Regions from separate parts of the Mus musculus genome. Here region 1 is linked to region 2. Evidence: chromatin loops called from intact Hi-C (ENCODE). Cell type or tissue: left cerebral cortex. All regions are shown on one strand. Links, peaks and the distances in the headings refer to the core of each region. The heading gives the core; the rest is flanking DNA.

Region 1 (15,304 bases), core at 3,105-11,104, 820 kb after region 2:
CGAAAACCTCTGTGGTGGAGACATTCTGGGGCCGTGCCATGCCCTTGCATGTGCTCAGCCACCGAAAGACTGCTGAAGACAAATGTTAACAGTCCTGCCACCACTGAAGGGGAAGTATAGCCAGTTTCACTTCTCCAGACTGCTGGAAAGGTACTCCTATTTCCCCGCCCCCTCCTTGGGCTTGGTTGGTTCAAGTATTGCTGAGAGGATTAACATTCCCTCAACTTAACATTTTTACTTCTGATGTCTCAATTCTACTTGCTTTCCTATTTGGACTCTAAAATAAAAGGAATAATGAAACTGAAAAAAAAATCTATATTAGGTATTTCTGTTTTACAGTATTTGTATTTGGTATTTTGTGTTACATCACTAGTAAGTAATAATAGTAACTCTAGTGTGTTCGATAAGAAGCAGGCCACGCAGATGAGGAAGAACAGACACAGTTAAGAAAACTGTTCCTTGTGTTCTCACTTGGATCCAGCCTCCGGACAGAACCTCAGAAAAGGGACTTTTTTAATTGGCCAAAGGTGAAAAGCCCAGTCTCTCCACATTAAGCACAGAAGAGTGGAGAAGTGCTCTCTGTTCTGTTTGCTCTGGGAGCACAGGATACAAGCTGGCCGCACTCCACTTCTAGATCTGGATCTGTAGCATAAACCCCAGAGCCCTGAGTCTTCATCCCTTGGCTCAAAGCAGGGGCCAAGTGATGTCCTCAGGGCAGGGAGTGAAACCAAGCCACAGAAGAAAAGTGGCTTTATATTTCCCCACTTTGCACACACATCCTGGGAAGGAGAAATGCTCAGAGTCCTGCATCCCTAACAACCCTCGGACAGTGAGTGTCCCCTTTTCTCTCCTGCAGAAGGAAGACAAACCCACTCTCTATGTGTTCAATGCCGTGACCCAGGAGATGATGCCAATAATGGAGAACATGTCTCTCTTGGATAAAAAGGTGTCTGACCTGAGAATGCTGGTAACTCTGAGATGCGGCTTCCCTGTGAGTGTCTACTGTCTCCGGACACCAACGGGACTGGAGATGTATGACTGCAACACCCTCAAGGATTACCAGACTGATATCGGTAATGCCTGCCACATTTCATGTCAGCTGCCACCCAGGACTAGGGCTCTTTTATGCCAGGTTTTGCAGCTTTTCTAGAGGAAATGGAAACCTTGGTTTTTATATTCATACTGTTAGGCTTATTTATTTACCCTAAAATAGCCAATACATTATGTGACTTAACGATCAGAAGTATAAAAAGATGTACAGTAATAACTCTCCCTGGCCCCCTAAGCACTTGGTCTCTTCCTATAGGAAACCCTGGTTGGTATCAAGATTTAAAATCACAAATTACATCACACCAAATGGAGCTGTTGCAAATTGAAACCTCAGGAGGCACCCTGAGGGTGTCAACTATCAATATTTTGCTTTTTCATCTGGGTCTGTAGAATAAGAAATAATGGTCTCACAATTCTGCTTATTCCTCTATGTAATTTTAGAATTTTTATTTGTGTGTGTGCATATGGATATGTGAACATATATGTGTGTCTATGTATATGCACACACACACCTTTGGAGGGCAGAAGAGGGAGAGAGATCCCCTAGAGTTGGGGTTACAAGTGGTCATGAGCTGGAAACTGATCTCCAGATTCTCTACAAGGGCACCTCCCATGCTCCGAACTGCCGAGCCATCGCCAGCTCTGCTCTGCTAATTCTTTTTCCTTTTTAAAAAGATTTTTTTTTCTGTGAATACATCTCTGTCTTCAGACACACACCAGAAGAGGTCCTATTACAGAAGGTTGTGAGCCACCACGTGGTTGCTGGGAATTGAACTCGGGACCTCTGGAAGAGCAGTCTTAACTGCTGAGCGGTCTCTCCAGCCCTACTCTGCTAATTGTTAAAGCAACATTTTGCTAATATCATCAGGCTAGAAGGACAAAACTCAAAGAACATCATCTTTGTCTTCTAAAGAACATTTCAAGCACATACAGGAGTTCAGATGTTCTTTCTTAATGCGGGTGGCAGCATTATAATACAGAGTTCTGAAACTTGCTTTGTACAATTTCATTTTAAAATGTTGCCAATTATATTACAACAACCTTTCTAGCAGCAGTTCTGTGCAGGATGAAAAGCTGCCTTAGCTGGCTGGAATTTGCCCAACAAAAAGACGATAACTTCTCTTTCAGAAACATGCGTTCAGGTCGCATCTTCTGTGGCCAAATGTCAACAGCAAAAAGTAATAGATTTGTCTTACATATGCTAGAAAGTGACTCAGATCTTAAATTATTCCTGAAAGGTGAATGAATCCTTACTGAAGATCAGCTCATCTCAGAGTGGGAGGGTGCTATAACATTTGCTGAAAGGGATTTTTGAGTTCTAATAGACACACAGGGCTTTGTAGGCATGCTTGAGTTAAATAGTTTTGCTTTCTGTTAAAAAATAAAAATAAAAAATAAAAAAGAAGCTAAAATCACTGCTAAATCTACACTTATTGACATTTCTCCCAGCTCTTACTTTGCTGAGCAATTGACTTCCATGTTGTTTGGAACTGAAGATCTAAAATTGTTGATATCAACTCTTGTCTCTATTTTTGATCAGAGAAAGTAAAGCTGTAGGATTTGTCCCCAGAGTGCTACTCTAGTTCTGAGTGCTTGCTGGAGGCTTATTCGACCTGGAATGTAGGGCTCACTCTGATTTGTGCTCAAGCAGCTGATAATCCAATGCTTTCATTAAAGATCAGAAGATAGAACAACACTAGAATGCTTTCTGGAGGGCATTCGTTCACTCACTTCTTGGACTGTGACATTTTAAAGCTGGGAAGGATTTGGAAATTACTTGGTCCAAACCCACTTTTCCAAGATTAAAAACAAACAAACAAACAAACAAACAAAAAAACAGTTTCTAAATTTTTCATGATATGTTGAAGAATCCCTTAAATTTGAATGTGTGTGTGGGGGGGGGGGGTGAGAGTGGAGGGTATTTGAGAGAGAGGATTTCAGATGTAAAGTCTAGAGCCCAGAAATCATAGGTAGATCTCCTGGCTACCCACAGAACATAAGGCTCAAAGAGAAGGATGGGGTTAGGGAGGTGGCTTTGGCCTGCTTCTCACCATTCCCAAGGCATAACCAGCATTCCCTAGGTAGCCAGCCAGCCCACTTGCTTTAACTAGAGGAATCCTGGCCAGAATTCTGCTCATTGGAGAACCTCTCCACTCTCTACTCAATAAACCACCCTTGCTGCTATCTATAGGGGACTCTGAATCCTTCTCCAAAAGCAGTGGGAAATAACATTTTGGAAATGCAATCACATCCAGATTTGAGTTTCTCATGAGTCAGCACACATAGTACCTCATACGGAAACGCACAAAGTTGCCCCTGCACACTGGCATTTGCAGCAAAGTGGAAGAGATGAACTGTGGTCATATCCTCAGTTATAATCCAACAAACCAAGTTGGTGTGAGCTAATGAGATCACAGGGAGACATTCAGGAGATTGTGGTCTGGGGTGCATGGGATGAAGAGCTATGGATGGTCAGAGAGGAGGGATAGGAGGGATTCTGGGCTTCACAGGACTGTGAGCATACACTAATCCTAAGGAGAGGCTGAAAATAAAAGACTAAACTGAGAGGATTCCCCTGACCACACAGCGAAGCACAGTCCTACGAGCTAACCATGACGGTACACGCCTATAATCCTAGCACTTACAAGACACAGACAAGAGAATCGCCACGAATATAATGTCACTCTCATCTGTGTGGCAAGTTCCAAGCTAAACAGGGTTATATGGGGAAAGATTGACTGTCCCCACCTCCAAAAGAAAAAAAAAAACTAGATGAGGAGCTGAGGAGATGGCTCAATTGACAAAGAGCTTGTCACACACACAGGAGGACCCAGGTTTGATTCCCCACTACCCACATGAAATCCAGGCGCAATGAATGATGCATGCCAAGAGCCCCAGATCTAGAGAACACAGACAGAAGGCTCTATGGAGCCTGCTGGCCAGCTTGTGTGGTCAGATTGCTAAGGTTTTGATCAAGGAAGAGATCTTGTCTTATAAAATAAGGTAAAAAGTAGATTAAGAAAAATTCTCAACAATGATCTCTAGCCTCTATACACATGCACACCCACACTGTTCAATGGATTTTGACTTGGAATTGAGGACCTAAGCATCCTTCAGCATTTGTAGTGCGTGGTTATGTGAAGCGACACTCTTAGCAGTGACAGTTATAAAGTTAAAATATCAGTCAACTCCAAAAGATATTGCAGATGATTTACATCTGCATCAAATATTCATCCAAGACAAGTTTATCTGTCAGGGAGTGGTGGCAGCGGCAGTGCACGCCTTTAATCCCAGCACTTGGGAGACAGAGGCAAGCAGATCTCTGAGTTCCAAGCCAGCCTGGTCTACAGAGTAAATTTCAGGACAGCCAGTGCTACAAAGAGAAATCCTGTCTTTTTTTAAAAAACAAAACAATCTTATTTTTGTTTATGTTTTTTGTGTATGTGTTTCAGGGTGTGTATATGTCCACAGAAGCCAGAGAGGGTATCAATTCCCTTGGAACTTGAGTTACAGATGATTGTGAGCCACCATGTGGGTGAAGGGAACCAGATTCAGGTTTCTAGGAGGAACAGTAAGAGCTTTGAACCACTGAACCCCAAGATTTAAATTTGATTTAAATCTTTATGTCAAAGTAAATAAAATTTTCGATCTTAATGTCAGAATCTTTCATGTCAGGGAGTAGCTTGCAGGAGTCAGTGCTTTCCTTCCGTCACACAGATCCTGGGATCAAACTCAGGCAAGCCTGCTCGGCATCAAGCACCTTTGCTTGCTGAGCCACCTCACTGGCTCCTTGAACAGATTCTTTATGGTTGATTATAAATGTAAATGTCTGGGGTGTATACTTATTTGCTGTGCCTATTCCCCCCCCCCAAAAAAACTGCATACAATTTGTTGGGCAACAAGGACTTGCTCACGAAAAGAGTTCAAGAAGTCCAGAATTCTTGAACATCTTTATGGATATGGGCATAAAAAAAATGAGAAGAATGAGAAACTACTCCTAAGTGTGGGATATTTTCTCATGAAAATCCCTGGCATTTAGACATTAAATGCACTCACTGAGAAGATAGAGAACCCAGAGTACATGAATGTTAATGGACTTTCCCCACCCAATAAAGGCCGACACAGATATATCTTCCCTGCTTCCTGATAAAAAGTTTCATCTTACTGTGCATCTTGCTATGTTTGGAGAAAGGTAACATTAAATTTTAATGTATTGCTGAGCCACAGAGAGAGAGACTGGACCATAAACTGTCTTTCTTGATCCACAGGCACAACACTTCGTCTGGATGTCTGGGATGGATGGAAGGAATTTCTCATGGGATGTCTTCTTGGGCAAAAACCTAAAGTCCAACACTACTTATCAAAAGAAGGACCAGTCCTCAAGTATGGAAGCTAAATCAGACATTAGATGGATTTAAGTCACTTAGTTCTAAGCCTCCATGAACCTGAATTCTCTGTAGAGACATAGTCCTGATGCAAACCAATTTCACCTCACACAATTCGATAAGATATTATTATTATTACTATTATTTTAGATATTTGATGATTCAATAGCAAGAGAGTCACTAGGACTGGTAATGGGTTGCAATTCAGGCAGATATTTCTCTGGAACACTAATTAAATCTGTGACAAATTTGGTTTGCATATCACTTGGTTGGTTGGTTGGTTGGTTGGTTGGTTGGTTGGTTGGTTGGTTTTTCAAGATAGGGTTTCTCTGTGTAGCCCTGGCTATCCTAGAACTTGCTCTGTAGATCTGGCTGGCCTCCAACTCAGAGATCTGCCTGCCTTTGTCTTCTGGGTGCTGGGATCAAAGGCATGCGCCACCATCACCTAGCACATATCATACTTATAATAACACTTTAAATATTCTTATCTTCAGAATAAATATTCTGCCATACATGTTTAATTATTTTATTAAGTAACAGTATTTAAAAAAAAAATCTGCCAAGTGATAGGCTGAAAACAGTGGCCACTTCTTCCCAAGCCCACATATATTAGCTAAATTTAATTGTTAAAACAATGTAACTCCAAATACAACTGTTGAATTTGCATTGAGTTACAACTGTAATTGCTTTTTAATTGAAAAAAGAAAAAGCCGGGGTTTAACAGCAGACATTTGTTACAAAACCGTAAGCTGCTATTTGATTTTAAATGATTGGTTGTATTCGAGCTTTGAAATGACAGTGAGTCTAGCTTCTCCTTTAGAGGCCTTATTAAGAGCTGGCTTGGCTGCCTGTCTTTACCTCCACCCAGATCCTTTGCACACAGTGGCCATAGTTACACCCCAAACAGGATACCAAACTGCCTTCTCTCTGTGTTTCTCTGGCATGAATCTCATTCTGTTTGAATGTGTTTGCTACGATCCAAATAAAAAGCTCTCCTCTCGATGGAGCAATAGTTCGCTCTTTTTTTTTTTTTTTTTTGCCTTATGTGAAGGATAATGTGTGTCTAGGGCTGTGGAACTGTGGAACGTGGCTGGCTTGGAGAAGCCGCGCAGCATTTATTTTATTGCATTAACAACCAGAAGCTACACAAGTCTCAGTTGAATTGTTTGTGATACGGTGTTTTAGAACAGCGCCCTCTTGTGGGCAATTTAACCACGCTTTTCTAAAGGGTAGGAGCCAGCAGTAGCTCCGAAGGCTTCATAGAGTGAACACAGGAGGCAGAGTTCTTACAACCATGAAATATACAAAAATTCCCATCAGTTTCTGTTTAGGGATAGTTGTAATACTGTTTCATATTCTAAATCCGAACAAATAGTTGTATTACTTTTAATACAACTGTGTTATTGAGTGCATTGCTCAAGATCAAACACTGTACTGTGTCTATTTATAAAAACAGTAATTCCATAGGGTGGGAACTCTTTACTTTGTTTTACAGGTAAGGAAACCGAGATTTCAAAGATGGGTATGGTAAGGCTGAAATGCTTTTTATTCCTCTCTACCTAATCAGCACATCTTTATTGAGCACTTATTATGTACCTTACGGTGAAGTCCTAAGAATTCAGCAGTAAGAAACGATGGTTGTTGTAGTCTATAAGCTTACAGCATAGAAGCTTCCTAGAGATGAACTAAGTCAATCGTTGTAAGCATGCTTGGCCCACAGTAAGCAGGCTATAACATCAAGGTTCATTGCTATTATTATTCAGTATGAGAGGGGCTATGACTGGGCACGCTGCAGATGGCACGTCATGGGAACAGTATGACGAGTGTCTGAGACCGGTAAAGAAGAGTCGAGAACTACAGGTTTGCATTCCGATAGGCGGTAAGGAAAAAGAAAGAAAGAAAGAAAGAAAGAAAGAAAGAAAGAAAGAAAGAAAGAAAGAAAGAAAGAAAGAAAGAAATCAGCATGTTAGAGTAGGTATTCCAGAACTATATGCAAAGACCTGGGAGCGAGATAGCTTTAAGGAACTGGGTGACCCGTGAGGAAAGCAGGCAGTCGGTAGGCAGAGGCTGGAAGTCCGAGAGAGACCTCCTCATGGAGAAGTATGAAGGAATTTTGTTTTACCTACCAAGCTTTGAGAAGACATTGGGAGTGGGAAGGAGCAAGACTGATCTTTAAAAACTAGCTCACACTGGGTGCAAGAGCCCCTACCTACAATCCCAGCACTCAAGAAGGTAGAGGCAGGAACGGGGTCCGAGGCCAGACTTAGCTACATAGTGAGTTCAAAACTAGTGTGGGCTATAGGAGAGCTTGTCTCAAAAAAAAAAAAAAAAAAAAAAAAAAAAAAAAAAAAGGAACTGATTGTGTGTGTGTGTGTGTTGTACATGTGTGTGTTGGATGTGTATGAATCTGTGTGCTCATGCATGGAAATTCCAGAAAGGTGTCAAGTGTCTCCCGAGACAGGGTCTCTCTCTCTGGCCCTCCAGCCAGGCCAGGGGGCAGCAAGTCCCAGCAATTCTGCCTCTGCCCTCACAGCGCCGGATTACAGGTTCACCTGAAGCGCTTTACCCGCTGTACCAATATCCCAGACCTTCTAAACCCTGCTTACGGTTAGCATAAGGAATGAGCATTGGTTTTGTCATTTCCTCGACTTACTAACCCTTTGTACCAAACTTGTTCCACTCGTTCAGGTACCAGAAAAGGGTAGCCCTGTACATCGCTGCTTTTCACGGACACACTGAGCTCACTGAATGGGCTCTGAAGCAGGGGGTGCAGCCCCATGAGGCAGTTGGGGTTCACCCTTATCGAGCATGGTGCCACGAAGCCCTTCACACAGATGTCTCTAACTGCCCGATTCACGCAGCCGCAGAAGCTGGCCAGCTGTTAATTCTGAAGGCCTTTGTCAACTGCAGTGTCCTGTGCCTGGAATGCAAGAACGCGGCAGGACAATCCCCCCTGGCCATCGCATCGAAACACCAACATAAAGACTGTGTGTTGTATTTACTGAGTAAAATGTGGTCCACGGTGTCTTTTCTAAAACTTTCAGTCCCGATGTGGATTTATATTAAAATAAAACAATGGATTCTCCGAGCTCAGAGTCATAGGTGCCATAAAAGCCAGCTTGGCAGAGGGAGGGTCTCTGGGGCAAAAGTCGGAGACACCGTGATGGTTGATGGTTTCACCAAGCCCAAGATGACCTCCAAGAGTTGGTACAAGACTGAAGACAAGAGCTGGCAAACTGCCCAGAGTAAACTACCACCCTGCAAGCAACAGTCAAGCAGGAAACCTGTCTATTCTTTACCAGTGTCACAGCGAGACACCAGAAAACAAATCTTCACATTCCCGTCCTTAGTAGACGTGAAGAGCTTTTCAGAAGTGCGAAGTCATCAACAAGACAACCAGAAAAAAATGTCTGCCCCAGCTAGAAAAGAAAAGCACATCAAAAACCCCTATCTCCCCCAGGTCCCCCTCCCTCCCGTTTCAAGAGTGGATTATGCACACCCTCTCTTCTACTGCCCTCCGCCCAGGGCGGACTGTTTGCTAAGGTCGCTCTTCACATCGTTCTCAGAGCACAGTGGGAGGACTCCACGCGAGAATGCCATTTACTGCTTAGCTGTGGCAAGGTAAATGGTAATGCTTTCTCTTCAAAAATACAAGGGCAAATCCTAAATGAGGCAGGTCTAGGACAGAGGAGTGTTCATGAAACCCTACTATGGTATACTGAGTAATACAAATTGCTTTAAAATGTCAATTCTTAATTAGTACCAAGGACTGTGTCTCACTGAGCCTAGGTCTCTCTTGCCTGTAGTCACTTGGGAGTCAGAGTCGGGGGTGGGGGTGGGGGTGGGGATGGGGGCGGGGGCTTGTTTCAAGCCTGGGATTCATAGTAAGACTCTGTCTCAGAAAACAAAATAACAACAGAAGGATCTCACCTCATACTAGATCTAAAGAAAACCTCTGCTGGTGCTATTACCCAGGCCATGTGTCTATATTCATTCTGAAAGTTCTCAGGAGGGGAGACAGGACAAGGAAACTTGAAATATGGGAGGGTGTCATCAAAACTGCCCCCAAAGACAGAACAGTCATCAAAGTAGAAGTGGGGGGAGAAAAAGAACAAATTAATAACAAATTGAACAATAAAAGCTTACGGAGGTTTACAAGACAAGATGTACAGGAGAGAGGACGTCTGTCCTCGGTAGAATGGCAGAATTGGAATTTAAGGTGATGGACTGTCACAGCTGGGGACACACAAGGGTAAAGGGGAGGCTTCCTGGAACAGTCACTACTATAACTGAAAAACAAAACTTTCTCATCAAATCATTTGTGTTCTATCTTACATGTGAGGCATAGCTGGTTACCTATGTTAGAGAGTTACAGATGTATGATTGGCCTTTTCCCTTGCTCAGGATCAGGAGAAAGAATTTTAAAACCAGGATTTCCTTTCTGGACTGGTTTTGTTTTGTTTTCCCTCCTAAGTTGCTGCCACCTAGTGGCGAGAGTAGTTTACGCTGTAAAATTCAAAATTAAGAGATCCAACTTTATGTGTCCCGCATGGTGGCACACGCCTTTAATCCCAGCACTTGGGAGGTAGAGGCAGGCGGATTTCTGAGTTCAGGGCCAGCCTGGTCTACAAAGTGAGTTCCGGGAAAGCCAGGGCTACACAGAGAAACCTTGTCTCAAAAAAACAAAACAAAAACAAACAAACAAAAAAGAATTTAAAAATCCAACATATCTCAGGGTTATGGATCATGCCTATGATCCTAGCCTCTTTTTTAACTTATTCACTTTCTATTTTCTGTCTGTATTTACTAAACTATGTTCTAATGAAGAGATAATAGTTCAGTGGAAAGATACTATGCTGATTAATCTAGTTAACATCATGGTAGATTCTGTTTCCTCTTCCGTAAAATAGGTTTAAACAAACAGTAAATCCTCCCAGAGACACCCTCAGTCTTACTAAAGGTGTATCCTGTTCTTTAGTTTCTCTATCTGGCTGTTTGCTCAACATATCATCTATGAAACTAATTATTTTATGTATATTGGTTTTTCTTATTTCTATGTATTCCAACTTTATGTAATATCCTACATCCTAATATATTTATCCATTTTATTGGGGGGGAAGAATCTGGGTTGTCTTTAATTTAGAGGCTGTTTTGAATTAAAATATATAATTTTTTATATTATTTTTTTATTCCCCTCTCATTATATCCTGACCACAGCTTCCCTCCCATTAGCCTTTCCTCCAACCCTCATCACCAATCACCTCCTCTCTTTCCCGGTTCACCTCCTCTTCCTCCCTTCAGAGAAGAGCAGGCCTCCCAGGTACATCAACCAAACACAGCATAACAAGCTCCAATAAGACCAGTCACAGACCATCACATTAAGCCTGGGCAAGGCAAACCAGTAGAGGAAAACGGTCACACAAATAGGCAAAAGAGTCAGGAACAGCCCCTGCTTCCAGCATTAGGATTCCCATAAGAACCAAGCTACTCAGCCATATCACACATTCCCAGGAGCTAAGTCAGACTCCTATAGGCTCCCAGATCTCTGTGAGTTCCTCAGTCCTCAGTTTGATTATCTCCTGCTATCTCCTCTTCTTGAGTGTGTTTGCTTCTTTTTGTTCTAGAGCTTTCAGATATGCTGTTAACTTCCTAGTATGAGATCTTACCAATTTCTTTATAAAGGCACTTGGTGCTATAAATTTTCCTCTTAGCACTGCTTTCATTCTGTCCTATAAGCTAGGGTATGTTATGCCTTCATTTTCATTGAATTCTAGGAAGTCTTTAATTTCTTTTTTTTTTTTAATTTCTTCTTTGACCCAGTAGTCATCCAGTAAAGAGTTTCCATGAGAGTGTTGTTTCCGTTGTTGAAGTCTAGCTTTAATCCACAGAAGTCTGATAAGATACATTAATGAGATCTAGGCATTGAAGTCTCCATTATTGTGTGAAGATCAATGTGTGATTTAAGCTTTAGTAAGATTTCTTTTACAAATGTGGGTGCCCTTTCATTTGGGACATAGAATTTGGGAATTGAAATATCATCTTGAAGGATTTTTCCATCTTCATGACTATGAAATGTCCTTCTCAATCTCTTTTGATTAATTTTTGTTTGAAGTCTACTGTTGGTGGTGGTGGAGGTGGTGGTCGGGGGGTGGGGGTGGGGGTGGTGTGTATTTCCCTTCTTTGGGTTTTTGCTGCTGTGAGATTATTTTCTTTGTTTTAATGGGTGTGGTTAAGCCTCTTGGGTTAGATTCTTTTTTTATTACATACTTTTAAATATTTTTTATTACATATTTTCCTCAATTATATTTCCAATACTATCCCAAAAGTCCCCCATACCCTCCCCCCTACTTCCCTACCCACCCATTCCCTTTTTTTTTGGCCCTGGCGTTCCCCTGTACTGGGGCATATAAAGTTTGCAAGTCCAATGGGCCTCTCTTTCCAGTGATGGCCGACTAGGCCATCTTTTGATATATATGCAGCTAGAGTCAAGAGCTCTGGGGTACTGGTTAGTTCATAATGTTGTTCCACCTATAGGGTTGCAGATCCCTTTAGCTCCTTGGGTACTTTCTCTAGCTCCTCCATTGGGGGCCCTGTGATCCATCCAATAGCTGACTGTGAGCATCCACTTCTGTGTTTGCTAGGCCCCGGCATAGTCTCACAAGAGACAGCTATATCTGGGTCCTTTCAGCAAAATCTTGCTAGTATATGCAATGGTGTCAGCGTTTGGATGCTGATTATGGGGTGGATCCCTGGATATGGCAGTCTCTACATGGTCCATCCTTTCATCACAGCCCCAAACTTTGTCTCTGTAACTCCTTCCATGGGTGTTTTGTCCCAATTCTAAGGAGGGCCATGGTGTCCATACTTCAGTCTTCATTCTTCTGGGTTAGAGTTTTCATTCGAGGACTTTTCTGTAGGACTGGATTTGTGGATAGTAGATATTGTTTACATTTGACTTCGTCATGAAATATCTTGTTTCCTCTATCTATGGTGATTGAGAGTTTTGTTAGGTATAGTAATCTGAGCTGTTGTTGGTTGTGTTCTTACACTGGAGCTTAGGTATCTGGATTTAGGATGAATATATGTCTAGGTGCTGGTTACTGGGTTTGTCTTTGTTGGATGGATGTTTTCCCACTACATTTCTGTTTCCTCTTTAGTTTTCTCATCTTTGTGCCCTGGATTTCTAGAAGTCAGTTTGACCTCTGATCCACAAGGGAATCTCTGACCACATTGGAGTCTTGACTTTTGGCAGTCTTGACTTGGCCTTTGGTGCAGCAGGGAATCTCTGTTCTTCTGACTGGTGTGGCCTGCACCTGAGCAGCTGGAGTCTGCTAGAATTGGGGGCAAGGGCCTGGCCACTAATACATGATTGCTTTTGTGTAAGTCCTTTGGTGATATCAGCATTTCTTTCTCTTGTTCTGTATCTAGGAATGAATAGATAATAGGGTATGTTTATGGTTGGCTTTTTGTAACTACTTCTGGTCAGTTTTCTCTGTTATGCTGGGGTTTTGCAGCTGTGTGAGACTGGAAATGTCATATAATCAATTCAAGGTTGAGAAGAGATTTTCTAGAAAAAAAAAAACGTTGTTTAATAAAAAGGATTAGTGCAAAAAGGAGAGTCCCATGAGGGGTGGCCCTCCTGACTGTTTTTCCTTGGCAGTTACTTCAGGCAAATCCATGTTCTGGTTCTCATTTCTCAATATTTTTCTCTTTTACTTCAACATATTTGACTCTGTCCACTTTCCATGGTGCCTTTCCCAGGATATGTTTAGTCTTTCTGGGCTGCTAGGCTCAGAAAGTAAGGGAGAGACCTATAGTCTAATGCTCCTGTATTCTCTTGTCATCTTGTTGGTCTAGTTTACATGTGTTATGACAGTCAAGGAAGTCAGGTGGGGGGGGTCTATCTGAATCATCCAGCCAGTCAACCCAGAGAATCAGAGGCTCTAAGTAATTATCTCCAAATAACCACTGCAGCTCTTTTGTCAAAAAGGCACACACATGTGATCAGTACACATCTTAATTCAGTGTGCACTAACACCGAGCTGCTATTACAGGTAGAAACTAAACAAGAACCTCACTGTCCATAATGGATCAGGCCAGTTAAAGCAGCCACTGGAAAGCTAGTCTCCCAACCCAGGACTCCAGAAAACTCACCTAACACACCATGTAGTGCTGGGTGGACCAATGGTCACTAGTGAACTCTACATTTAGAGTAATGAAAATGGAGCTTCTACAGTTGACTCAAGGATCACATTGCTGCAGTTAGCACAGACACGGGCTACTATGATCTAGCTCGGTGAGTTTGTATGACTTTTGCAGGGATGGGAGTGACTGAGACCAAAGATCACAGAGTCTTAGGGCGGAAGACAGTGTAGGATTAACATGGGTCAAAGGAAATGTCTATAGTGTTGAACAAAACATCAGAGTCCAATGAGCTTCATGTGCTCCGAAGTCCAGGTGAGTGACTATTCAACTATAGGAGACTGTTTCCGAAGGCTGTGTGAGAGCACACGGAAATCAGACCTCAGCCTGAATGCTCACTCTGAACAGTCTCTGTGTTTGAGAAGCGGCCAGAGCTCTCTATTCTGTTTTGTTTGCAGTTTTAAAAAGGCATGCCTTATGTGTTCTGTTCATGTTTTTGTGTTCCCAGTGGATAAAGCAGTTCTTGGTATATAGGTGCTACACAACCTACAGCATGTACATGAATGTAGAAGAGCCAGAGTTTGATACCAAGGGAGAACAAAGGGTGAGCTCTGAACAGGGAGGAGTGGAGATATGCCTCAGAATGAAGGAGAGAGGTCCCCAGATTAAGCCAGGTGGTATATGGAGAAAAGATAACTAAGTATGAGCAACTGTTTCTGGGTTTAAGAGTTAATGGTATGGGCAGCATAGATGGGTTAACATACATTAGAGGATTCAGAGAAACATAACCATTGAGATAAAGCAAGAAGCTAGACACAACATTTTAAAACCTAAAGAAAGGGCTAGATCCATGGCTCAGTGGTTAAGAGAACTTACCACTCTTGCAGAAGGCCCAAGGGTTTGGTTCCTGGCTTTCACAACCGTCCCTAACTCCAGTTCCTAGGAATCTAATGCCCTGTTCTGACCTTCATAGGTAGAAGCTATATATGTGAGAGATAGATAGATAGATAGATAGATAGATAGATAGATAGATATGCCATATGTATATATACATACATATGTATGTATAAATATTCAGGAAAAACATTCACAAATGTAAATAAAATAAAATTTTAAGGCAAAAAAAAAAAAGTCCCAAATTTCACCAGGCTAAAGAATGATTTAGGAAAGGATCTAGGCAAGGTGGTAGATTGGTGGATGATAAGCTGACTACACTGCTTGGAGACCCAGGGAGAGATTGGCTGGAGGTGGAATTGGCAAGGTAGACTATATCTCCATTAGGCAGCAACATCTCTGCCCAAGTGGAGACTTAGTTCTTATTCTTCCCTCCATAGCAGAGGGAGTTAATCAGGGAGACCACGGAGGTGGGATTTTAGTAAGGCGAGTGGAATAGTCAAAAGCGTTTGCTTTTGGAGACAAATCTGGTGGATATCTGTGAGACGCAAAACCCCAGCAGAGGAAGCAAGCAGCCATGTGACAAAGAAAAGACAGTGCAGACGGAGATCAGAATCAGTTAGGGAAGAGGACAACTGCTAATCTTGCTGAGGGTGTGAGCAAGGAGAAGGGGAAGAGGGCGGGGTTTGGTTCTGGCTTAGTAGGTGGGCAGGAGAGAGAAGGATGCTAGCACAAAGAAGATATTGTGAAGGGAACACAGAGAGGCTACAAAAGATGTGCTAAGTTGTATGTGAATCGGGGGAGAAATATTTCTACTTGCTAACTGTGTGTAT
Region 2 (15,304 bases), core at 3,737-11,736:
ACTTAAATGGAGAAAAACTCAAAGCAATTTCACTAAAATCAGAAAGAAGACGAGGCTGTTCACTCTCTCCACACCATTTCGATATAGCACTTTAACTCTTAGCTAGAACAATAAGACAATCTAAGAAGATGAAGGGGATATAAATCAGAAAGGAAGATGCTAAAGTATCCTTATTTGAAGATGATATAATAGTATCATAAATGACCTAAAAAATTCTACCAGGAAACTCCTACAGCTAATAAACCCTTTCAGCAAAGTAAATGGATACAAAATTGACTCACAAAAATTAGTAGCTTTCATAAGTAAAAATGAAAATGGACTGAGAAAGAAATCAGGGAAACAACACCTATCACAATAGAATTAAATAATATAAAATATTTTGGGGCTACTGCTAACCAAACACAAAAGATTTTTTAAAGATTTATTTATTTATTTATTTATTTATTTACTTATTTATGTAAGTTCTTTCTCTCTCTCTCTCTTTCTCTCTCTCTCTCTCTCTCTCTCTCTCTCTCTCTCTCTCTCTCTCAGATTTATTTATTTATTTCATGTATGTGGATACACTGTCGCTGTCTTCAGACACACCAGAAGAGGGCATCGGATCCCCATTACAGATGGTTGTGAGCCATCATGTGGTTGCTGGGATTGAACTCAGGACCTCTGGAAGAGCAGTCAGTGCTCTTAACTGCTGAGCCATCTTGCCAGCCCTCAAATAAAAGATTTATATGATAGAAACTTAAAGTCTTTGAAGAAGTAAACTAAAGAAGATATCAGAAGATCAAAAGATCTCCCACGCTCAGAGATTGGTGTGATTAACAGGAAAAATGGCCACCCTACCAAAAGCAATCTACAGATTCAATAAAATCACAATCAAAATGCCAATACAATTCTTCACAGATCCTGAAAGGAGAATTCCTGGATTTACATGGAAACACACACACAAAATTGAGGATAGCTAAAACAACCCTGAACAATAAAAGAAATGCTGGAGATATCACTACATCTGACACCAAGTTGTATGACGAAAGTATAGTAATAAAAACCAGCCAGCATGATACTGTCATAAAATCAGACATTTTGATCAATGGAATAAAATTGAAGACTCAGCTATAAACCAATTTACTCATTGACACCTGATTTTTGATAAAGAAGTCAGAAATGTTACACTGGATAAAAGCATCTTCAGTTAGTGGGGTTGGCCACACTAAAGGTCTGAGTGTAGGAGAATGCAAATAATCAATCCATGCTTATCACACTGTACAAAACTCAACTCCAAATCAATCAAAGACCAACATAACACTAGGTACATTCAACGTGATAGAAGAGAAAGTGGGGGATAGGCTTGAACTCAATGGCACAGTAGAAGACTTTCTGAACAGAACACTATTAGGCTCTGAGATCAACAACTAATAAATGGGACCCCATAAAACAGAGAAACTTCTGCATGGCAAGGAGCACAGTCATCCAGGAAGAGTAGCAGCCTACGAAATGAGAAAAGATTTCTATCACCTACACATTCGACACAGGGCTAACATCCAAAATATATAAAGAGTTCACAAAACTGGGGTACAGACCTAAACAGAGACTTCTCAGGAGAGGAAACTCAAATGGCTGAGATCACTTAAAGTAATATTTGACATCTTTAACTCTCAGCAGACTGAAAATCAAAACCACTTTGAGATTCCATCTTGTACCTGTCAGAATACAAGTGACAGCCCATGCTGGCAAGGGTGTGGAATAACAGGAACACTTATCCATTGAGGATGGGAGCGTAAACTCGTAGAGCCCCTAAGGAAATAAGTGTGGTGGTTCCTGAGAGACGGAAATTGTCCACCTCTAGGTCCAGCTATACCACTCATGGGCATATACCTAAAGGATGCTTTATAAAATGACAAGGACACTTGCTGAATCATGTTCATTGTTGCTCTACTCATAGTAGCCAGGAATTGAAAACAACTGAGATGTCCTTCAATAGAAGAATGGATAAAGAAAATGTGGCACATTAACACAATGGAGTATTACTCAGCTGTTAAAAAAAATCACATCATGAAACTAGCAGGTAAACAGATGGACGTAGAGAAAAAAATCATCCTAAGTGAGGTAACCCTGACCCAGAAAGATAAATATGGTATGTATCCACTTATATGTGGATATTAGCCACTAAGTAAATGATAGCAAGCTACAATTTGTAGGGTCAGAGAGGAAGGCACTAGGAGGAGACACATGGATCTTTCTGGGAGAGGAAATAGGGTAGATTTTATGGATGGACTGGGACCAGGGTTGAAGTAATCTGAAGTGAGGGGATGAGGTGGGAGGGCACAGAGGGCTGAGAAACGGAATATGGGGAGAAGCAGCTAGACCTGAAGAGCGTGTGAGGGGTATATGGAAACCTCACTCAGCCAAAGTTTCCCAAAATACATGAAGGTAACCCTAATGAAGTCGCCAAATAATGAGGACGACAAAGTCACAACTGGTCACCTCTTCTCACCCAGTGATGCTTCCAGTACTGTGACTGGGCTACATCCTCTTGAGTTGCTGGCCAAAGAGGTTTCATGGAAATCCCCAAACAACCCAGGTTGTTGCCAGCACTATAGGTTTTTCTCCACAAACTGACAGCAAGGACCCATGGCTGAAGAAAAAAACCTGCACAACCCATTGAGCATGGAGAAGTCAAGCTACGGCCTACATGGAGCCTTTACCCCTCTGTTCTAGTGTCTTTGGTATAGGAAGATACTTTGTAAGCTACCAAAAAGAAAAACATAAACACCAACCCAGCCTCTGATCTACAATGCTGTCCTGCCTGCAAAATGTCTGATTTGACTTAGGGCCACTACAGAGATGGAACTCATTCATACCTGACACTGCTTGGGTGACCAAAAACCAGAGACTAGATAGCCTAGACTAGGGTAATACCAAATACTACTGGTGCTAAAAAAAGTTGTTATAAATGACTCCTACTAATATTCTGATATACTCATAGATGAGTGCCTTATTCAGCCATCATCAGAGAAGTTTCTTCTTGACAGATGGAAAAAATAAAGACCCACAGCCAGACATTTACACACACACACACACACACACACACACACACACACAGAGAGAGAGAGAGAGAGAGAGAGAGAGAGAGAGAGAGAGAGAGAGAGAGAGAGAGAGAGAGATGGGATGTCTCCAAATCCCTTCTCTCAGAGCTCAGGAAACCTCATAAAAGAGGGGACAGAGAGTGTAGGAGCCAAGGGTGTTGAAGGACACCAGGAGAACAAGCCCCTCTATAAGCTGAGCAAAGCTCATATGAACTCACAGAGATTGACACGCCATGCACAGAGCCTACACAGGCCTGTACCAGGTCATGTGTGTGTGTGTGTGTATAGGCTTTCAGTGTAGTGTTTTTGTGTGTCTCCTGGATGTATGAATGAGAGGGTCTCTGATTCTTGAGTCTTCTCTTCGTCTCTTTTCCTTTTGTTTGTTTATTTTGTTCAATTTTGATATGTAATGTTTTTCTTTATCTTATGATATGATGTGATATGATATTATTATCCCATAGAAGCCTGTTCATTTTTCTAATGAGAGACAGAAAGGAACTGCATGGAAAGTGGAAGGGAGGGGAGGAGGGAGGATCCGGGATGATCTGGGAGGAGTATGGTAAGGGAAAACTGTAATCAGGGTATAATATATGAGAAAAGTATCTATTTTCAACAAAAGGGGAAACAAATTTGCACTGATTTTTAAAAAATAATAAATTTCATTTGGGATTCAAAATTTTAAAAATATATTCATTTATTTTTATCATATGTTTATGCATGCACACCGAGTATCTGTATGTGTAACAAGTGAATGGCTGGTGACTTCAGAGAGCAGAAGATGGCATTGAGTCCCCCAGAACTGGAGTTACAGATGGTTGTGAACCTCTATGTAGGTTTTGGAAATGAAACATAGGTCTTCTGCAAGAACTGCAAGTGCTCTTAACCACTGAGACATACTTTCTTCTTTTTATTCAGCCTGAGGCCCCAGCCCAAGGAATGCAGCCACCCAGAATTAGACTGGATCTTTCTACCTTGGTCAACCCAATCTAGAACCTCTCTAGAAAAGCCAAGAAGCTACAAGGTCTAACTATGCTTTCCACCCTGACCCAGTTTATCCAAGGGAGCTGTGCTCCTAATGCCCCCAAAAGCCCCTATTCAAGGAGCCATCTTTAGAAACCTTACAAAGGGACTTCAGGGAATCCTTGGGCAATTGGTACACATTTGTAGGTCATGTCTGAGTAGGTTTCCTGCCTTGACTCTTTCCTGCCTCATGGCAGCCTCTGGAATAGGTTTTTGCCTTTGTGCTGCCTTCTCTAATGGATAAACCTTCATGCAAGACTTGCTACTTTCCCCTTATAGCCCAAAGTCTAGAACTCACAAGCCAAACATCCCAAGAACTCTTGAAAGTGTCAGGAAGGTTGAGTTCATGTACAGCAGTTTCTGCTTGAAGGCCTTAGGTTTGCTACTGATTTTTAGTTTGTTTTCATTTTGGGAATTTTCAGCTGGAAAATTCCAAGATCCATGGCTGGTCTTGAACTTGTGGTTTGGTCAAAGGATGGCTGAAACCTGTCGATTCTCTTGTTTCTACCTCCCAAACGCTGGGTCTCTGGCTCAAGCATCTGGTGACAGGCAGAATTCTAAAACAAATGTTTTGTTGAGATTGTCCCTGGTTGCCTTCCGTGCTGGAACTACTCACTGCCATCTGTTCATGCCCTGCACTGGTTTTCTACATTTTTAACTCACGGTCAAGTTTTTTTCTTCCATGACTCATCAGTTCTATCCCCATTTGATGTTTCAACAAGACTTTTTTCTATCACCATCAGAAGCCCCACTTCTCAAGTCCCTTGGACCAGGAAACAACAGGTCATTTCCCCAAATCACCCTGAAGTGTGGTTCTCTTTTCATGGCACTCCATGGAACCCACTCCAGGGAACACACAAAAGCTGCTACATCACCCCTTCTCAGCTCAGAGGAGCTCAGAGAAGAGAACGCCAGCCTTTCACCCACGACAGGATTGTTACTCTCTCCAGAGAAAGTGTGCGGCGAAGGTTGTGATTCAGACACCAGAAAGGAAGCAGACCCTAAAGGCAGGTCTAGCTCAGGGGCATCCTCAGACAGAAAACCAATAAGAACCACAACAGCAACAATAAAAAATGTCTCCAAACTGTGAAAGAGCACAACAGCAGAAATAGCCACCATCTCATATCAATCAGAGTGGCCTACACCCCAATGGTAAACATGCCAGGAAATTGCATGCAAAGTTTGCTCTAAACTTCTAAGCAAGCGTCCTTTTAAAGACAGACCTCTGGAGTGGGGAGATGGCTCAGCAGGGTAAGAGCACTGATTGCTCTTCCAAAGGTCCTGAGTTCAAATCCCACAACCACATGGTGCCTCACAACCAGCGGTAATGAGATCTGACACCCTCTTCTGGTGTGTCTGAAGACAGCTACAGTGTACTTATTTATAATAATAAATAAATCTTTGAGATAGAGTGAGAGGGGCCGACTGGAGAGAGCAGAGGTCCTAAATTCAATTCCCGACAACCAGATGAAGGCTTACAACTATCTGTACAGCTACAGGGTGTACTCATATACATAAAATAAATAAATAAATCTTTAAAAAAAAAAGACAGACCTCTGACAGCCCATCTCCATAAACAAGTAGATCTCATGGTATTTTCACACCTTCTATGTCTTCCTTCTACTCTGGCCTAAAGGGTGATTTCTTTCACTGACTTTAGTCTTATCACTCTAACACCAAACCCCTAGGCTGCAACCCATCCTTCAAATGGTCTTGGCTTCTTGCTATTTCTTTCATAGTTCAATTTCTTCCTTTTAATAAAATGACTCGCTGCTTAAAAAAAATAAACAAACAAAAATCAAAGAACAACAGCAACAAACTCCCTCTCTACCTAGATACTGCCATCTGCCTTAATTCCTCAGGTGCCCTCCTCCAATATGCAACCAATGTCTAGCACTGTCTTCCAGCTAATTAAACCAACACCTACGCCATTGCCTTTATTGCTCCCAGTATTCAAGTTGCCCCTGACAAACAACCTTTCCTTGATACAGTTCTCAGTTGGACTAGACATTATGATGGACATAGATACAAAATAAGTGGGCTGAGATTGGCTGCCTTTGCTTATTATGATGCAATGGTCCTGGCATATCAAAAGGTGAATCAACCTTTGTGGGGGTGTTTATCTCCTGGCCAATGACCGACAGGTCTAGCTCCTTTAAATCTTAAGGGATGAGACAATAAAAAAATAGTCTGTAATGCTCTGATCTCTAGGACAGGTAAGTGTCAGAGGTAGAATTCAGGTTTTATTCTTTTCACCAGGAGGATGTAGCTTCTCCTTCATGGGCCTCAGCAAAATCCTGATATTTCCATCTTTTCCTTCAGTACTTTGAATTCTAAGAAAGGGCATTTGTCAAGTCTCTCTTTCCAGTGTTACCAGGAAAGTAGGAGACGTTGCCTTAGAGTTATTCACTGAAGGCCTGCTCTTGGGCTGGAAAGATGGCTCATGGGTTAAGAACCAATTCTGAACTTGTAAAGAACCAGACTTCTATCTCTTCCTCCCATGTCTGACAACTCACAAGAGCCTGTAACTCCAGCTCCAAGGGATCTGATGTCTTCCTTGGGCAAACGCACACGGCCCCCACACAGGCCAGTATGCATAAAGATAATTCACAATAGAAACACATCTTCAACCATCTAGCATTATGTAAAAGGACATCATCATTATATCTATTTTTCAGAGGGGAAAGAGGTGGGGTGTGGCAACCCGTGCCTTTCACCTATACTCTTGTATAGCAGAGGCAGGTATATATCTGTGAGTTTTAGGCTATCCTGCTCTACATTGTGAGTTCTAGGACCGTCAGGGTTATCTAGAGTGACTCTGTTTCCAAACACAAAAAATATCATGCTGCCTGTTACAATATGATAATGTCTCCGCTGTAGTCTTTATGCAGTAATTAGCTACACTGGGCTCTGATTGCTTTGATCTGTTCATCTGTTTTTGAGGTATTGGATAATACCTTAAAATTTATTCAGGTGAGTTTCTCTGGATGTAATAATCCAGGATTTCTCAAACTTCATAGAGCATACACAATGTCTGGGAGTTTTGTTAAAAATGCAAACTGTGATTCAATAGGTCTGGGATAGACTTGGAAAGCTACACTGTAGTAAGTTCCCAGGTGATGCTGATGCTGTTTATTGTAAAGCAGCTGGAGAGTAGGAGGGTGACAGGCAATCCTTTCCATGCATCTCTTCCAGTGTGGAAACATCAACCTAAGAGTTTATTAGACATTACAGCACGTACCTGTGATCCAGGCACTTAGGCCATTTCCAGTCTAGCAGGAGGATTGTTGAGAGCCTGTGAGGCCAGCCTGGATCACATAAGTATTAGGCCAGCATGCCTTCCGAGCAAGACCTGGTTGCAAACCCCAGCCCTCCCCAACAACAACAACAAAAAAGATCTCCAGAGGAACTGAAACGAGGGCTGTGTTCTGATTTGTAACCACCAGGTGGAGACCACACAAAACTAAACCATTTCCTGCATTTTGTGTGTGGTGCTGAGTTTGAACACCTTAATCGACATTCGGACTTCTCCTAAGTGCCCTCATTGTGCTGACCGCATAGTACCAAACACTTCATAGATTTCAGACCGCCTACAACTCAAGGCAGATGAGAATCATAGCATGATCGAGTCAATGACCTTAAAACTAAAAGTGAGCTAGAGGTAACACACTGCCGTGCTTTGAAAGCTGAGGCAAGAGTAGTGATGGAGGCTGATGCAGGGCCGCGTGCAGGGCCGCGTGCAGGGCCGCGTGCCGGGCGGCACTGCAAGACTGGGTTTAAAAAAAAAATGAGTAAAACCCAACCGAACAAAACAAAAACTCTAACATTAAAGTTGAGATACATGTATACTCTGAGCCTAACAAAGTAAGAATATTTCCATGTTACATTACCATCACTTACGGTGTGTATAAAATGAACAGCAACAGGGGGAGGAGGGGAGGAAGAAGGTGGTGGAGGGTGAAGGGAAGGAAGAAACATGGGGTGGGGCAGGGAAAAGGAAGGGAAGGAAGGAGGGGGAGTTCTGGTGCCACCAAAATTGAAGGATTGTCTCACCCTGGGGAAGCTACTTTTTCTTTGTAACTTTAGCCTAGCTGTCTTTTGAAGTGAGATATTCAATATTCACAGTCAGGTTACCTTCCTTGATAGACTCTTTTCAGGTAGGGGTTTCTTCCTACACAATATGTGGAGGTTATAGTAATCAAGTAGCCATATAATCACTCTGAACATTATTACCAGTTAAGCTTATTGTCTGTGTGGGTGTGCTGGCGTCTCATGCCTGCGTGTCTAAAGAGCCTCGTGAAGACGTTCTACTGACCATTTCTCTCCACAGAGCAAAGACAGAATTTCCTCTGTGGGAATCACTGGGTAACAGCAGATTCTGCTCTTTGATTCTAAAGAGATCTAAAAGTTCAGCCATGTTGGCTCATCAAATGGTTATGTCTGACGCTCACTTCTCTGTCAGGAGTTGGATACCATGCAGCTCAGCACTAAGACAAAGGTCTCCCTGAAGCTCTTATCACTTACGTGTCCCCTTCATGCCATTGGAAGTGGAAGTAACTGAGGTGTTGGGAGCAACCTTAGGAAAAACCCATCTTGTAGGGATTTCGAATTGCTGCCGTCGTTGACGTGTCTATTAGCTCGTGTCATACGAAAGTTGGTAGCTCTTTTGACAAAAATCGTGAGTTTAAAAAGTGGAGAATAAGAAAGAAGGAGCTGTCGGGTGGTGGCGGCGCACGCCTTTAATCCCAGCACTCGGGAGGCAGAGGCAGGCGGATTTCTGAGTTCGAGGCCAGCCTGGTCTACAAAGTGAGTTCCAGGACAGCCAGGGCTACACAGAGAAACCCTGTCTCGAAAAACAAACAAACAAACAAACAAACAAACAAACAAGAAGGAGCTACCTTCCTACCTACTTTTGAAAAAGCAAACTATCTTATGGACAGTCACGTATGCAACTGTGGACCACTTATTCAATCTAAATGTCCAAGTCTCAGAGATACAGCATACAGCCCGAGGGTGTGTGTACAGTGATTCTTCAGGGAGCTGGAAGAAATACCAGGAATTTTATTTACTTTTTCCATCTGAAATGTTGGAAACTGTACATGGGTCCTGCAACAAGTGTTCTTAGCCCTTGAGTCACCTTCCTAGCTCCCTAAACAGATTTTAAAAAACAAACAAACAAACAAACGTCTGGAGAGATGGCTCAGTGGTTAAGAGCACTGGCTGCTCTTCTGGAGGTCCTGAGTTCAATTCCCAGCAACCACATGGTGGCTCACAACCATCTGTAATGAGATCTGATGCCCTCTTCTGGTGTGTCTGAAGACATTGTACTTAGATATAATAATAAATAAATCTTTAAAAAAAACAAGGTAAGAAAAATTACTGACTTTCACTAGTGTTTGATAGATTAGTGACAGAATATAAGCTTATAATTTGTCATTGCACAATTATAGGGGTAACCCAAGTGAAAATACTTCTCTCTTTGGCATATGATGACTGATGAACACTTACAGTTTCCACGTGCACTGCATGCTGTGAACCAGAGACATAACACAACTGAATGGTTCGTTTTCTCTCTCTCCCCCCCCCCGTCCCCCCCCCCCGTCCCCGTCCCTGTCCCCGCCTCCCTCTCTCCCTCCCTGCCTCCCTCCCTCCCTGCCTCCCTCCCTCCCTCCCTTCCTTCCTTCCTTCTTTTCTGGAGCTGAGTATAAAATGTGGCTTCGCATATGCTAGGCAAACCATCTCCCAGACCTTCGTCCTCAGCCTGCAGAACTGAAATTCTGCAGCACCGACCTGCAGCTCAGTTGGCTCCCGTTTGCCCCAGCTCCTGACAACTGCCCTTCGACTTTCGGATTGGCTTCCTTCCACCCTCCACTGCAGTCGAATCACAAGGCATCTTCTTCTCTGACTGGCTTCTTTCTCAGTATGACCTCCTCTGGTTTAATTTATGCTGTCACATTGTTCCGAAGACACTTTTCATTTAAAGCTAAATGTTTCTTTTTCTCCACTCATTTGTGGATTGCTGATGAATATATTGGTTGTTTCCATATTGTGAAATACAAAAATAATATTGCACTAAAGATGGGATTCCTGAAATTTCTATGAGTTCTTGATTAATTTTGGATGTATACATGACAGTAAAGTCTACAGTTCATATAATAGTTCTATTTTTAATTTAAAGATTTATTTACTGTGTATACAGTGTTCTGCCTACATGTATGTATGCCTGCTTACCAGAAGAGGGCACACTAGATCTCATCATAGATGGTTGTGAGCCACCATGCAGTTACTGGGAATTGAACTCAGGACCCCCTGGAAGAGCAGCCAGTGCTCTTAACCTCTGAGCCATCTCTCCAGCTCCTCTATTTTTAATTTTTGAGACATTGTCTTTTTGTTTTTCTCACAAAGGTTCTATCAATAATCTCAATAGGTAATGTATAAGAGTCCTAATTTCTCGAATTCTTGCCAATATTATCTTAAAAAGTATTAATTTAAAAATTTTTATTAGGTATTTTCCTCATTTACATTTCCAATGCTATCCCAAAAGTCCCCCATGCCCTTCCCCCCACTCTCCTCCCGCCCCCACTCCCACTTTTGGCCCTGGCGTTCCCCTGTACTTAGGCATATAAAGTTTGCAAGACCAATGGGCCTCTCTTTCCACTGATGACTGACTAGGCCATCTTCTGCTACATATGCAGCTAGAGACACGAGTTCTGGAGGTACTGGTTAGTTCATATTGTTGTTCCACCTATAGGGTTGCAGACCCCTTTAGCTCCTTGGGTACTTTCTCTAGCTCCTCCATTGGGGGCCCTGTGTTCCATCCAATAGCTGACTGTGAGCATCCACTTCTGTGTTTGCCAGGCACTGCCATCGCCTCACAAGAGACAGCTATATCAGGGTCCTTTCAGCAAAATCTTGCTAGTGTATGCAATGCTGTCAGTGTTTGGCAGTTGATTATGGGATGGATCCCTGGGTATGGCAGTCTCTAGATGGTCCATCCTTTCGTCTCACCTCCAAACTTTGTCTCTGTAACTCCTAGTATTAATTTTTTAAAAATTATGTATATAACTGGGTATGCAGTTGCACTCAGATGCCAGAAGAGGGCGATGAATCCCGTGAAGTTGAAGTTACAGGCCATGTGTGTCTTCATTGTGAGCACTGGGAACCAAACTGGTCCTCTGCAAGAGCAGTACACAATGTTAACTGCTAAGCCAACTCTCTAGTCCCCTCTAAGTAAATGACACTTTATTTTGACTTGAATCTGCAGTCATCTAAGGTGGTGGTTCTTAAGCTGTGAGTTTCAATACCATTGTAGGTACAATGAGCCTTTCACAGGGAATAGCTTAGCAGATATCCCACGCATCAGATATTTACATTATAATTCATAGCAGTAACAAAATTACAATTATGAAGTACCAACAAAATAATTTTACGTTTGGAAGTCACCACAACATGAGGAAGTGTATTAAAGGGTCTCAGAATTAAGAAGGTTGAGAACTACTGTCTAATGTTTAGCTGAGCAACCTATCAGCCATCCGTTTGTCTTTGGAGAAATACCTTTTCAGGTTCTTTGCCTACTTATAAAAATAGTGGTGCCATTTTCTAATTCTTCAGAACAATAGGGAGTCCATACATTTCTGTGTTACATGTGTAGTCACTTCTTCTAAATTCAATCAGATTTTAAGTATTTAACTTCATGTTTTCAAAATGTATTAGAACACTTAAAATTAGGATGTTTTGGTTGCATATCTCTACCCATAGGTAGGTAATGTACACTTGCTTAAAGGAGACAACTAAGAAATGGCAACAGAATTAATTACTACTATAAGAAAATATTTAAAGATTTAACATATTTCAAAGTTGCTATTTTAGTTAAGATGTATACTTTTATTGTCTTTGGAGTGCTAATTTCAATTCTGTGTCTCAAGCCTGATTGGTCCACAAAGTATTCAATTTAGAAGACAGATCCTTGTCATTTATTAATATTTATTCTGTGTCCGTCCACCTTCATCTGCCTTAGAGCTATCCCAACATTGCTGGAAAATTGTACCAGAATCTCATTTTTTTTCATTTCTTTACCTTTTGATAAAGGTATTATTTCACAGAACCAAATGATGTCACTCCACTCCCCGTTAAAGTCCTTCATCTGTTACCTTCTGCCAACAGAATCAATTTGGAGCTGTTTGGCTTGTTCATAATCTCTGACAGGAAAGGTAATAAACCAAACAGTGAAACCTCCACAGTCCTCCTCAGTGCAGAGCATATTTGTTTTACATAAAACTATTAATGTGACATAGAAGCACACCCATACCAGCCATGTTATCACCTTGCCTCGTGGCCCTCAAGGGATTCATCGCCCTCTTCTGGCGTCTGAGTGAAACTGCACTCACTCATTTGCACAAAGCCATACCCAGTTCATCAGGCTCCGTACATGCTGTCTTATACGTAACGGCACTCTCTAGAGAAAACTTCCATCTATTTATGACTATGAGACCATGGTAACAAAGGACGGAAGACCATGATAAACCTACAGGCATTTTAGGGTCTTCATACATTTCTGACTTAAGAGTTCCAAAAATCGTTAATTGTATATGCTTTTAAAGCTCTCTGTTGATTTTTTTTTCCTTTAGAAAAACATAAGCAAAAGCATTAAAAAAACTTTTTTTATTTACATTCCAGTTGATGCCCCCTCCCAACCTTCCCCCACACAATTTCTCATCCCCCTTACCTCCAATAGGGTGCTCTTCCCCGTAGGGCCTCCCACTTCTCTGGGGCCTGGTCTGTGTATGCTCTTGGTTGGTGGCTTAGTCTCTGGGAGCTCCCTGGGGTCTTCCTATGGGGTTGCCCTCCCCTTCAGCTTCTTCAGTCCTTCACCTAATTCAACCACAGGGGTCCCCAACTTCAGCCCAATGGTTGGGTGTAAGCATCTGCATCTGTCTCAGTCAGCTGCTGATAGGGCCTCTCAGAGAACAGCCATGCCAGGCTCCCATCTCTAAGCACATCATAGCATCAGTAATAGTGTCAGTCCTTGGTGCCTCCCCATGACGTGGACATCCCAAGTTGAGCCAGTCATTGGGCTGCCTTTCCTTTGGTCTCCATTTTTGTCCCTGCAGTTCTTTTAAACAGGAACAACTCTGGGTCAGAAATTTGACTGTGGGTTGGTAACCCAGTCCCTCCACTTGAGGTCCTGTCTATCTACTGGAAGTGGGCTCTTTGAGTTTCCTGGAACTCTAGTACTTTCTAGAGGACCTCTTCCCCCCCCCCCCAGGCTACTAATTTCCATTTATTGTCCTGGCCCTCTGGGCTTCTCTCCTGTCACCCCTCAATGCCTGACCATGTCCTCCTTTTTCTCCCCTCCCCTTCCCAGGTCCCGCCCTCCCTCTGCTTCTTGTGATTAGTTCTTTCCCCCTTCTAAGTGGAATTGAAACATCCTCACTTAGGCCCTTCTGCTTGTTACACTTCTTACAGTCTGTGGGTGGTATCACACGTGTTCTGTACTCTTTGGCTAATATTCACTTATCAGTGAGTACACGCCATGCATGTCCTTTTGGGTCTGAGTTACCTCACTCAAGATGATATTTTCTAGTTCCATCCATTTCCCTGCAAAATTCATGATATCCTCATTTTTCATAGCTGAGTAGCATTCCATTGTGTAAATGAACCACACTTTCTCTATCCATTTTCGGTTGAGGGACATGTGAGTTGTTTCCAGCTTCTGGCTATCACCAATAAGGCTGCTATGAACATAGTGGAACATGTGTCCCTGTGGTATGGTGGAGCATCTTTTGGGTATATGACCAAGAGTGGTATAGCTGGGTCTTCAGGTAGATCTATTTCTAATTTTCTTTTTTTGTTTTGTTTTGTTTTGTTTTGTTTTTTGAGACAGGGTTTCTCTGTATAGCCCTGGCTGTCCTGGAGCTCACTTTGTAGACCAGGCTGGCCTTGAACTCAGAAATCCGCCTGCCTCTGCCTCCCAAGTGCTGGGATTAAAGGCGTGCACTACCACGCCCGGCTATTTCTAATTTTCTGAGGAACCTTCAGATTGATTTCCAGAGTGGTTGTACAAGTTTGCAATCCCATCAGCAGTGGAAGAGTGTTCTTTCTCCACATCCTTGCCAACATGTGCTGTCACCAGAGTTTTTGATCTTACCCATTCTGATTGGTGTGAGATGGAATCTCAGGGTGGTTTTGATTTGCATTTCTCTGATGACTAAGGACTTTGAACATTTCTTTAGGTGCTTCTTGGCCATCAGAGATTCTTCTGTTTTGAATTATCTGTTTAGCTCTATATTCCATTTTTTTAAATTGGGTTATTTGGGAGGGGGGTTGAGGTCAACTTCTTCAGTTCTTTATATATTTTGGATATTAGCCCTCTATCAGATATGGGGTTAGTGCAGTTTTTCCCCCCCAATCTGTAGGTTGCTGATTTGTCCTACTGATGATGTCTTTCACCTTACAGAAGCCTTTCAGTTTCATGAGGTCTCACTTATCAATTGTTGATCTTAGACCCTGAGCCATTGGTATTCTGTTCAGAAAATTTCCCCCATACCAATGAGTTCAAGGCTCTGTCCCACTTTCTCTTCTATTAGATTCAGTGTATCTGGTTTTACTTTGAGGTCCTTGATCTACTTGGACTTCAGCTTTGTGCAAGGTGACAAATATGGATCTATTTTCATTCTTCTACATACAAACCTCCCGTTAGAGCAGCACCATTTATTGAAGATGCTTTCTTTTTTCCACTGTATGTTTTTGGCTTCTTTGTCAAAGATCAAGTGTCAATAGGTGTGTGGGTTTACTTCTGGGTCTTCAATTTTATTCCATTGATCAACCTTCCTGTCTCTGTATCAATACCATGTGGTTTATCACTATTGCTTTGTAAAACAGCTTGAGGTCAGGGATGGTGATTCCCCCAGAAGATATTTTATTTTTGAGAACTGTTTTGGCTATCATGGATTCTTTTTTTCCATACGAAGTTGAGAGTTGCTCTTTCCAAGTCTGTGAAGAATTGTGTTGGAATTTTGATGGCGATTGCATTGAATCTGTAGATTGCTTTTGGTTAGATGCCATTTTTACTATGTTAATCTGACCAATCCATGAGCATGGGATATCTTTCCATCTTCTGAGGCCTTCTTCAATTTCTTTCTTCAGGGATTTGAAGTCTTGTCATACAGATCTTTCACTTGATTGATGAGAGTTACACCAAGATA

Evidence for each region. A loop is a pair of places that touch in the nucleus more often than their neighbours do. Peaks named below come from ENCODE experiments on the same cell type or tissue, not always from the same donor. Only the 100,000 strongest peaks of a DNase experiment are listed, where the experiment ranks them.
Region 1: a loop joins it to region 2, with 3 times the contacts of the local background. A loop is called at or near these places in 5 of 42 quality-filtered maps.

The regions. Positions count from the first base shown.
Region 1 is chr3:57,658,553-57,673,856 of GRCm38, reverse strand. It overlaps Ankub1 (ankrin repeat and ubiquitin domain containing 1), which reads left to right. Exons shown (of 4, transcript NM_001033349.2): 3 at 857-1,073; 4 at 5,319-6,435. The coding sequence ends at 5,446. Among named protein-coding and RNA genes, the nearest start is that of Commd2, 15 kb to the right of the region's middle. In left cerebral cortex, for the core only: CTCF peaks have their summits at 6,636 (motif pointing left) and 9,908 (motif pointing left); DNase peaks (open chromatin) are centred at 6,359, 6,626, 8,270 and 9,927; H3K4me3 peaks cover 418 bases; H3K27ac peaks cover 669 bases.
Region 2 is chr3:58,483,231-58,498,534 of GRCm38, reverse strand. No RefSeq gene overlaps it. Among named protein-coding and RNA genes, the nearest start is that of Eif2a, 35 kb to the left of the region's middle. In left cerebral cortex, for the core only: CTCF peaks have their summits at 7,546 (motif pointing right), 10,327 (motif pointing right) and 11,193 (motif pointing right); DNase peaks (open chromatin) are centred at 4,724 and 7,529.